Regions from separate parts of the Mus musculus genome. Here region 2 is linked to region 1. Evidence: chromatin contacts called from ENCODE Hi-C or POLR2A ChIA-PET data. All regions are on one chromosome and are shown on one strand. The core of a region is the stretch at or near the end of the contact, and the rest is flanking DNA. Distances in the headings are between cores, read along the strand shown.

What was found. A loop is a pair of places that touch in the nucleus more often than their neighbours do. ChIA-PET counts read pairs that join two places held with the same protein, here RNA polymerase II (POLR2A).
Region 2: a map of left cerebral cortex shows a loop between it and region 1 (3-fold over the local background). The contact joins the promoter of Usp36 here to the promoter of Cyth1 in region 1. A Hi-C loop is called at or near these places in 3 of 37 maps with a recorded cell type or tissue (T-helper 1 cell, T-helper 2 cell and left cerebral cortex). POLR2A ChIA-PET finds 5 or more read pairs at or near these places in 3 of 5 experiments (Patski and embryonic stem cell).

What each region holds. Positions count from the first base shown.
Region 1 is chr11:118,246,102-118,250,789 of GRCm38, reverse strand. It overlaps Cyth1 (cytohesin 1), which reads left to right and starts at 2,232. Exons shown (of 14, transcript NM_011180.4): 1 at 2,232-2,351. The coding sequence starts at 2,330.
Region 2 is chr11:118,287,369-118,292,056 of GRCm38, reverse strand. It overlaps Usp36 (ubiquitin specific peptidase 36), which reads left to right and starts at 1,813. Exons shown (of 21, transcript NM_001033528.1): 1 at 1,813-2,100; 2 at 4,291-4,390.

The DNA of each region.
Region 1 (4,688 bases), core at 983-3,482:
ATGGGGAAACACATGAGTGGGTTTGGAGGGAGGAAAGGGAGATAGAAAATGATGTAATAATATTCTTGTCTCAAAAGAAGGTTTTTAAAGAGTGACATTCCCAGAGTGGGCTCTGTGGCTCAGGATGTATACAGAAACAATGGAAACAATGGTCAAGTGAGATGGGTAAATTTTGTTTTATGAGACAGGGTCTCTATAGCCCTTGCTGTCCTGGAACTTACTATGTAGACCAGGCTGACCTCAAACTCACAGAGATCTTTCAGCCTCTGCCTCTGCCTCTGCCTCTGCCTCTGCCTCTGCCTCTGCCTCTGCCTCTGCCTCTGCCTCTGCCTCTGCCTCTGCCTCTGCCTCTTGTGTGCTGAACTTAAAGGTGTGTGCCACCCCCCCCCAACCTACCCCTATTCCCACCCCCAGCAAGATGCATAAATTCCTTAATATAATGTTTTTGGCTGCTTCTGCTTCTGCTTCTTCTTCTTCTTCTTCTTCTTCTTCTTCTTCTTCTTCTTCTTCTTCTTCTTCTTCTTCTCTTTCTCCTCCTCCTCCTCCTCCTTCTTCTCCTCCTCTTCCTCTTCCTCCTTCTCCTCTTTCTCCTCCTCCTCCTCCTTCTTCTCCTCCTCCTCTTCCTCCTTCTCCTCTTTCTCCTCCTCCTCCTCTTCCTCCTCCTCATCCATTTCCTCCTCCCCCCACACACAAAATGTTAACATCTTTAAAGAAAAAATAAGTCCCACTTTCTCCACCTCCCCTTTCATTTCTGTCAATTTTCCTCATATATCTTTCTCAGAAAATATGCATATACCCACTGCAGCATGTCTGCCACAGGACACAGGTATAAGGTGGCACACTGGGGAATTTAAATTTATTTAAGTTGTACAGAGATTTTGAGCAATTACAGACTAAGGCTGTTGGCCATGGGGGAGAAAGGATTGCTGCAGCCCATCCAGCGAAGAGAAGGACCCACAAGGAAAGACCTGACTCTCCTTCCTCCCCATGTGGTTGGCCTGGCCCCTTCATGCCCTGCAGAAGCCCAGAGATTCCCACAACCCTCTACAGGCAGTGATTTGCAGAGAGAGGGAGCTGTGGGGGTAGAAGGCTGGTTCTGGGGCTGCATGGGGGATTTCAAGTCTTTGTTTCAATCAGGAAGACCCGTCCCAAAACTTCCCAGTGTCTCTTTTGCTGTATTTGTAGGTTTTTGTTTTGTTTTGTTTTGTTTTGTTTTTGAGGTGGAGTTTCACTATATTGTCCTCCTGCCTCAGTTTCCTGGGACGCTAGACTAACAACAGGTATGCCACAGGCAAGCACCACTACCCCAGGCCTTTCTGGGGTAAGAAGGGTTTGTGCATGCTGTGGTGGAGGACATCCTGGACAGGGACCTACCACCCAGAGATGCCCCAGCCCATATAAGACCCTCTGAGTCTGGGAATTAGTTTTCTCCTTTCCCCTGGTCTCTGGGATGCAATCTAGGGTCTCTCACATTGCTAGGCAAGTGCTCTGTCATTGAGCTGCAATGCACTCCCTGCTGGTCACTTGGCTAGAGTTCACAGGACAGGGTGTTCCCTAAGGGCCTTTTCAGATCATTGGTTGGTGCTTCCACTGATTAATTCTGCAGAGACCTCCTACCGCATAAATGCTCTCACCTCCACAGAAGCAGCCCCTGGCCACAACTGCAAAGGGGGATCAACCGGTCCTCCCGAAGAAAGCAGCAGAGCCTGTAAATTGAGGCTACTAATTTGGAAGTTATGTCCTCCTGTGCAACTTGGCGCCGGTAGGAAGTATAAGTAACGAACACAGATGAGTTTAGGTAATTTCCTCCTCGACGTGTTGGTGTCCGAGGCGGATACAGCTAGGGCCACCTTACCCTTCGGGTTATACCCGTGACCTTGAGTATGTTTAACCAGCCGAGTGGCTGGACGCTGGCCCTGGCTAGTAAACCACGCCCGCGGCCTACGCACGCTTGTGAAACTTGAAACCCGAAACTGCCCTGCCCCGAGGAGAGGGGGCGGTACCTAAGGAGAGAGGGCGTGACTTGGGGGCGGAGTCATAGATAGGCAGAGCCTAGGTGCCGCGCTTGCGTAAACGCAAACTAAAGAGGTCCTCAAGGGGACGGGGCCTAGAGGGCGTTCACGCACGCGCGTTTTGGCTGTGGGCGGGACCTTGTGCCGGGGGCGGTGCCTCGGGCGGCGCGTGCGCAGGCGCGTGCTGGGCAGTGCGGGCGCGGTGCGGGGGGCGGGGCTCCGCGGCTCGGAGCTGGCCTGTGGCGAGCTGGTGTCTGGCAGGACGCGGGCTGCGGGAGGTCAGTGGCGGTCGCGGGCCGGAGCCGGTCGCCAGCACCATGGAGGACGATGACAGCTATGGTGAGTGGGGCCGGTCCGCTGCCCCTTCGTGAGCTTCCGCCTGCGCCGGTGTCCCTGGGACGGGACGCGGAGCGCCGGGTGGCGGCAGTGCGAGGGCCCGGGGGTGACTGCCCAGACGCTCGAGGGCCTGAGGGTCGCCGGGGCTGAGGGTCGCCTGGACCTTTGGGTCGCCGTGAACTGAGAGTCACCCGGGCCTGAGGGTCGCTGGGAACTGAGTGTCACTCGAGCCTGAGGGTTGCCGGGGCTGTGGGTCACCCAGGCCTGGAGGGTCACGGCAGGGGTCGCCCGAACCTGAGGGCGCCGACGGAGACGGGTGTAAAACCGGGAATTGCTTTCGGGCTCCAGGACCGAGGTTACTCGGGCCTGGGGGTCGCTGGGGCTGAGGTTTGCGAGTCTAGGGGCCCCGGAAGGGGAGTCGCCGGGGTTAGAGGGTCTCCGCGGCGGGGGTTAACCGGAGCGCTGAGGGTCATGAGGATGCTGAGGAGCCCCGGGGTGCCGAGGGGAGTCAGGGCCAGGTGACCGGGGTCGTAGTCTTTAAGACGAGTCGCCTGCTGCTTGTCACCGGGGTGGCAGACGCCGCGAGCGGCCGCGGGACTAACACGCCCGGCCGGCCTGTGTTCCCTAGTAGTTTCCGGCTCTCAGGGGTGTTAGAAGTTATGTGCCCCATCCAGCTCTTTGTTCTGAGATGAACACAAGTGGCCTGACCGGGGCCTCTGAGCCGGGGACGTCGGTCAGGTTCGTGCTACCGTCGCATTGTGAATTAGCTCCTGGTCCCCTGGTCTGTCAGTCAGGGCCTGACCACACCGGGCAAGGGGATCAAGTTTGAGCTGTTGCCTGAAGGTAGCCGGGTAATGACACCAGTCCACATCCTCCACCAGGGCAGAAGCGATTTAGACTCTCCTGGCTAACCTTGCTGCTTGTTGGCGAACAGCCAGGGCTCTGGTCCCTCCGAGGGTGTGCAGTCTCTGGAGTTGTAGAAGGTTATTTGAAATGCTTTACGTGGTTGTTAGCATTGTTTCCAGGAGGAATGGAAGAAGGAATGGCAGGTAGGGCGAGTGGTGACCTTTTACTGGTTTGGCAGGGAAGTATGGCTCAGGAACTTAACAAGCTTATACGGCTTAGTGGAGCCAAACTCCGGTGTGTTGCCTCACAGGTAACTTTGCCTCCTCACACTCTGGTGAGGAATATTAAAGTACCAAGAGGGAAGAGTGTTAGGGCTTTGCAGGGGAGCCCTTAGAGAACCCTGACCCGGTGAAGCCATGAGGATTATGGCTAACAACTCCCAGAGCTTCAGATGTGTGAACACTGACTGTTTCCTTGAATGTTAGAGGTCTGTGCCTTCCTGTTCAGTGGAAGAAGCCGGCTTTTGCTACCTTCCAGGTAAACATGGTGTGTGCCTTCCTTTGTGATAGAAAAGCAGTCACCTGCAGGCAGGCCCCGAGGGATTGCTCGGCCCCCTTGGACCCTCAGGGTTTTTTTCTTCGGTTGGAAACCTTCACTGGCTTTCCCCACTGCTCTTTTCTCTCCCCCTTGTCCTTTGTTGTCCCCTGGGTGCCAGGGTTCTGCCAAGCTTTGTTCTTACCCTCCCCTGGTTATTGCCCGCTGGGTGAGGCAAGAGCTGCTGTTCTGGTTGGTTTAATAGTGACTTCTTTGACTCAGGCATGACTTGTACTAGGGAAGGAAAAATGGAAGGCTTTGGTTCCTGTTACTGCCAGGAATAGAGGGACTCAAACCCAAATTTACTCTGTAGATCTGGAGGTGAGAGTCCAAATTAGGTCACACTGGGCTGATACCAAGATTTTGTTAGGGTAGTGTTCCTGCCAGAGACTGGAGGGAAAAGTCGGCCTCCTTTCCTTTCCTAGCTCCAGAGGATGCTTCGCTTCCCTTGGAATCCATCCTTAAAGCCAGTGGATAGCATCTCTCCACTTTGTCTAATTGCTGCCCTTTCACAGGACACTTGTGTGTCACACCTACCTAGATAACTCAGGATAAGGATCGTAGTAGCCATCCACAAACCCAGCTTCCCTTTTGCCATGTGAGTAAACACTTTTAAAGACTTGAGGATTGTGATGTTCACATCTTTAACTTTTTAAAATTTTATTTATTTATTTATTTATTTATTTATTGCGCGTGGAGGTTATGAGACAGGAGTGGGTTCTCTGCTTCCACTCTGCCAGTCCTGGGATGAAACTTAGGTTGCTAGACTTAACACCAAGCGCTTTTGAACCCACTGGGACATCTCATCATCCCAGATGTGGGCATTCGTGCAAGCTTTCAAGAGAGCGGCATGGGAGGATGAAAAGGAAGCTCATTGCCCCCTTTATACACTTTTACGTC
Region 2 (4,688 bases), core at 564-3,063, 42 kb before region 1:
ATATGTAATCTGGGATCTGGACCTAAAAGAGATTTACAAGTGTCAAGTATGCACAATGCACAAGCCTACCTTGTCTATGAGTTAATAAGACCTTCTTCTGTTTGAGGCTGGCTCTTCCCTGGGCATTGGCCACATCCAGTTGCATGTAAAAGTATGTTCTTTACAGATCTCGAAGTGTGCAGAGTGATTTCTCACTGAGAAGGGATTACATTTCTATAACACCACTGCACTAGGGGGTTGGGGGGCATCTGGGGATTGCATTTATTTATTTATTTATTTATTTATTTATTTTGAGACAGGGCTTCTCTGTGTATCCTTGGCTCTCTGGAACTCACTCTGTAGACCAGGCTGGCCTTGAATTTAGAGATCTGCCTGCCTCTGCCTCCTGAGTGGGATTAAAGGTGTGTGCCACTATCGCCCAGCCTGGGGACTAAATTTATTACCTGCCAACTGAGCTACTGACTCTGAATTTTATTTTATTTTTTTGTCCCCACAGATCAAGCCTCCAAGTAAGAGAAATTTGCAAAGTAACAGGCTAATTAGAACAACATCTGGATTAAAAACCTAGGTCTTATGCCAGGTGCCAGCTCCCACACAGGAAGCGTGCTAAAACAGTGAATTTCCCAGGAACTGTATCAGGCTCGGGACAGCAAAAGCAGTAATTCATTGTAGCCAGCCTAGAACAGTGGGTTTATAGAGCCAGCTCCAGCCAGACACAAAGAGTGGTCAGAGAACAAAGAAGTCGGTCTAAATAAAGAGGGAGGATTCTGGGACTGGAACTCAATAGTTAATAGCCCCTACTTCTCTTACAGAGTACCAGAGTTTGGTTCCCAGCCCTCACACTGGGAGCTCACAACTTAGAGCTGCCTGTAATTCCAGTTCTAAGAGAGGATGAGACACCAGTGGCCTCCACAGGCACCTACACTCAGATATTCTTCCCCTATACGTATGTAATTCAAAATCTTTTTAAAACTAAGAGAACTTTTTTTTTCTAATTTAGGTCATATGTGTCTGCCACATGTAGAGTTACATGAGATTTTGAACCACCACTGTATGGGTGCTGGGAAGTCCTTGGAAAGAACGACAAGCCATCTTAACCTCTGAGCCATCTTTCTAGCTCTAAAAGGGACATTGGTATAGGCTAACAGGATTTGGTCTTTGCCATTACTACCCCATCAGCCCCCACTCCCACCCCCTTTTTTAAAGACAAGGTTCTGCTACGTGGTCCAGAAGACATTCTCCAATGATCCTCCAGCCTTGGCCACTTAAGTTAAGCGGTGGAGTGGCTATAGCCAGCATCTCAAGGATCCCAGAGATGACGTTTAAGTTCTGATCATCCCCCACCCCCTCCACTCCTCAGAGTTGCAGAAACTGCTTTCTTGTGCCACAGCGCCTGTTTCATGCAGTGATGGATGGAACCCAGGGCCTCATTCCATGCCCGGCTTGCTAGGGTTTTTTTTGTTTTTTTGTTTTTTTTCAAAAGGACGCCTGCAGGTAAGAACTAACGAACGGTGAATCTTCAAAGCCTCGGTGGCTTGCACTGAACGTGAGCCCTGAGCTCCTCGCCGCAGCACACTGGGCCTGCGCACTGGCAATGTCAGGCACGCAAGCGGAAGTGACGCCACTCGCGTACACCGCGGGAACCACGCCAAGCCGCAGCAGGGTCTCTGGACTCCGGGACGCTTCCGGAGCTTTTAGCTCTACGCGCTTGCGTCATCGCGTAGACTGGCAGGCCTGCGGGGCGGAGGGGTGACGTGTGCGTCGCGAATAGCAGAGAAGGGAGGGTCCAGGGAGACAAGTCGCCGTTAGCTCCGCCTCTTAAGGCGAACGTGCCCTTCACGCGGACTCAGGGAGCACATTGCAGTGCGGCTCCTTTAAACGTCGTGGTGACACGTGTGTGAGGCTCTGGAGGCCCGGATGGTGCGCATGCTGGCCCGGCCCGGATCGGACGCTGGTGCTGCGCGGGCCTTCCGCGGGTTCCCGAGAGGCCTAGGAGGTCGAGGTCGGGCGCGGCGGAGCGCAGGAGCTTCCGCGGGGCTTGGGACGAGGAGGGTGCGCGTTCTACCCGCGGGTTTTGGGGACTCCAGCGAAGGCTGACAGGTGCGTGCGTGGCCGGCGAGGGCACCGGGGAACGCAGAAAGAACATCGGACGCAAGGGACAGGGATCGCCGGGAAGGACAGGGCGTGAGAGGGGCGTAGGGCAACACTGGAGAAGGTTGGGGTGCGAGGGACTTGGAGGAACAAGGGATGCCAGGGACTCCGAGGAAGGGACAGGTGATGTGAGGGGTGCCTGTAAACCCTAGCGTAGCCAGGGAATTGCATCAGTCTTCATCCCAGGGAGCTTCTGGAACGTGAGGTCGCTGGGATCGCGGTTGTTCTCTCAGAGCGGGTTTTCCTTTGAAGGTTCCCGGAGCTGGAAATCTTAGGGTGGAGGTATAGCTGTAGTCCATTTTATAGACTAGGGCAGGGTCAGATCCTTAACACGGATCCACACCGAAATGTAATAGCAGGATAGCATTCTAACCAAAATGCCCATTGCTTATGGTGTGTGATTGTGTGTGCGCGCGCGAGCCTGCCTGCGTCTGTGGCGTGACCCTTGGTGATGGAGATGGTGGAATAGCATCCTAAGACAGGGAGGCACCTTGGATGCCTGAGGATGCCAAAGAGCATGTAGTTCAACTGTTCCCTGACTTGGAATGCTCTGCGGTGGGATGCCTTGGAGGCCCCAGCTCTGTCTTCGCCAGCATGTAAGTGACCCTGAGAATCTGACTTGAGTATTTCTTGGAAAACAGCTTAAAGAGCTGAAGGAAATGCTTTGTTTAAATGACATCTGTCAGAAGGGAGGAGCCAGGCTTGAGTTCCGAATTAGATATGTAAATTGGGCGTGCAGAGTATCCTAGTCCTTGAGAGACCTGGGTCGAGGAAGCATCCCGGTTGGCCTGAGAGTCACACGTGCTGCGTGTGCATGTTAGAGGGTTTGCTGGGAACTACACGAACATTTTTCTCGCTCCTACATCACATAGCCGTATCTTCCAGGTAGAATGATAGACACTTTTTTCCTGCTATAGCTTCAAAAATGATCTTGGCTGAGTAGCCTGCCTTGGTCCTAAGGCCCTTGTGGCAAATGCCTTTGGGTTAGTGTTCCCATTTGCTCATCCCTGAACCATGTTGGGCCAGGACAAAGTTCTCACCTCCCCGTAGGGAGGCATGTGTGGTTTTGAAAATGATGTTTGTGTGGTGGGGATTTTCAGAAGCCAGGCCACCTCCCATCTGCATTCTGTTGGGGGTGGGGGCGTTGGTTAGATGGAGTTCTGAGGCATTCTGCAAGGCAACCTGGGAATGAAGAGGTGAACCAAGATTGGTCAGGCAGTTGTCTTAAGCCCTTGATGGTGGCATTGTGCTGATTGTACCATCCTTTGCATCTGTGTGTGTTTGAATGGACGGAAAACACTTAACTTTTTGGGGCCAGCCGGGAGTGATGGGGCCAGCCGGGAGTGGTGGTGCACACCTTTAATCCCAGCACTCGGGAGGAAGAGGCAGGCGGACTTCTGAGTTCCAGGACAGCCAGGGCTACACAGAGAAACCCTGTCTCGAAAAACCAAAAAAGAAAAAGAAAAAGAAAAAAAAAAACCTTTATGGGGCCAAGTTGACGGTGGTGGGAATTGAAGAAAATGTTTATAGTTAGAAAATTAGGATTTCACATATTTAAAAAAAAAAAACAAACAAAAAACACCTTCCTGGTTAATGAAAGGGGGGAAAAAGTTTGAGGTTTTTACCTATTCTTCTCCACTTGTAACTTTGGACATGTTATTCAGATTGAAGTTGCCCTGTGTGTATGTATGTGTGTGTGTGTGTGTGTGTGTGTGTGTGTTTGTGTATAGTGTGAGGATTGTGATGTAGAACAGAGGGTGGTGTGTTCACGTCATAACTACAGTGATCTGTGAGCACTGTGTCCTCTGGACTCATTGTGAATTCAGCATGAAGAGGGATTTTTTTGTTTTTAAAGACAAAGTCTCACTACAGAGCCCAGGCTGGCCTTGAATGCTTGATCCTCCTGTCGCAGCTTCTTGAATGTTGGGATTAGAGGCAAGCATCTCTGTGCCTTGCTACCTTTAACCTTGATGATAACCTGGTTTTTTTCCTGGCACAAGGTCACAGTTCACACAAGAAAGCCACTAAAGAGACAGCGGGAGAAGCCACTCACAGGTGACAGTCTCGTTCTTCACCCTCCAGGTGCTGGCCTGTTCTGGACTCTACACTTGGCGGTGTTGGTGACCGAGCAGGCTGAAGTCCAGGGGAGCGCCTTCCCGGTCAGTTCCGTTCCTCCCTTGAGAACCTGGTTCCCTTACCTGCTGCAGAGAGAAGCAGCAGCCAGGCACGGGCACCCCAGGTAAGCCCGGAGGTATCCTTGTCTCTTTATTTTTTTCCAGGGACCAGACTCTGGCAATGACTGTTCTGTGAGTAAAAGTCTTGATAAGTCCCCATCACAGAAGGCTTTGCCATTCTTGGGTCAGGGGACTGGTGCTTAATTTCTTTGTTTTTGTTTATTTTGGGGTAGAGAAATCTCAGCTACCTGTGTACCTGATTCTTGGATAGTCAGGGTTGTGGATATCATTTGTCTGATGTAAGCCAGCAGTTTCAGGAAATGTATTTTTCTAACTGTGACTCAAACAGGTAACGGTAGCCAG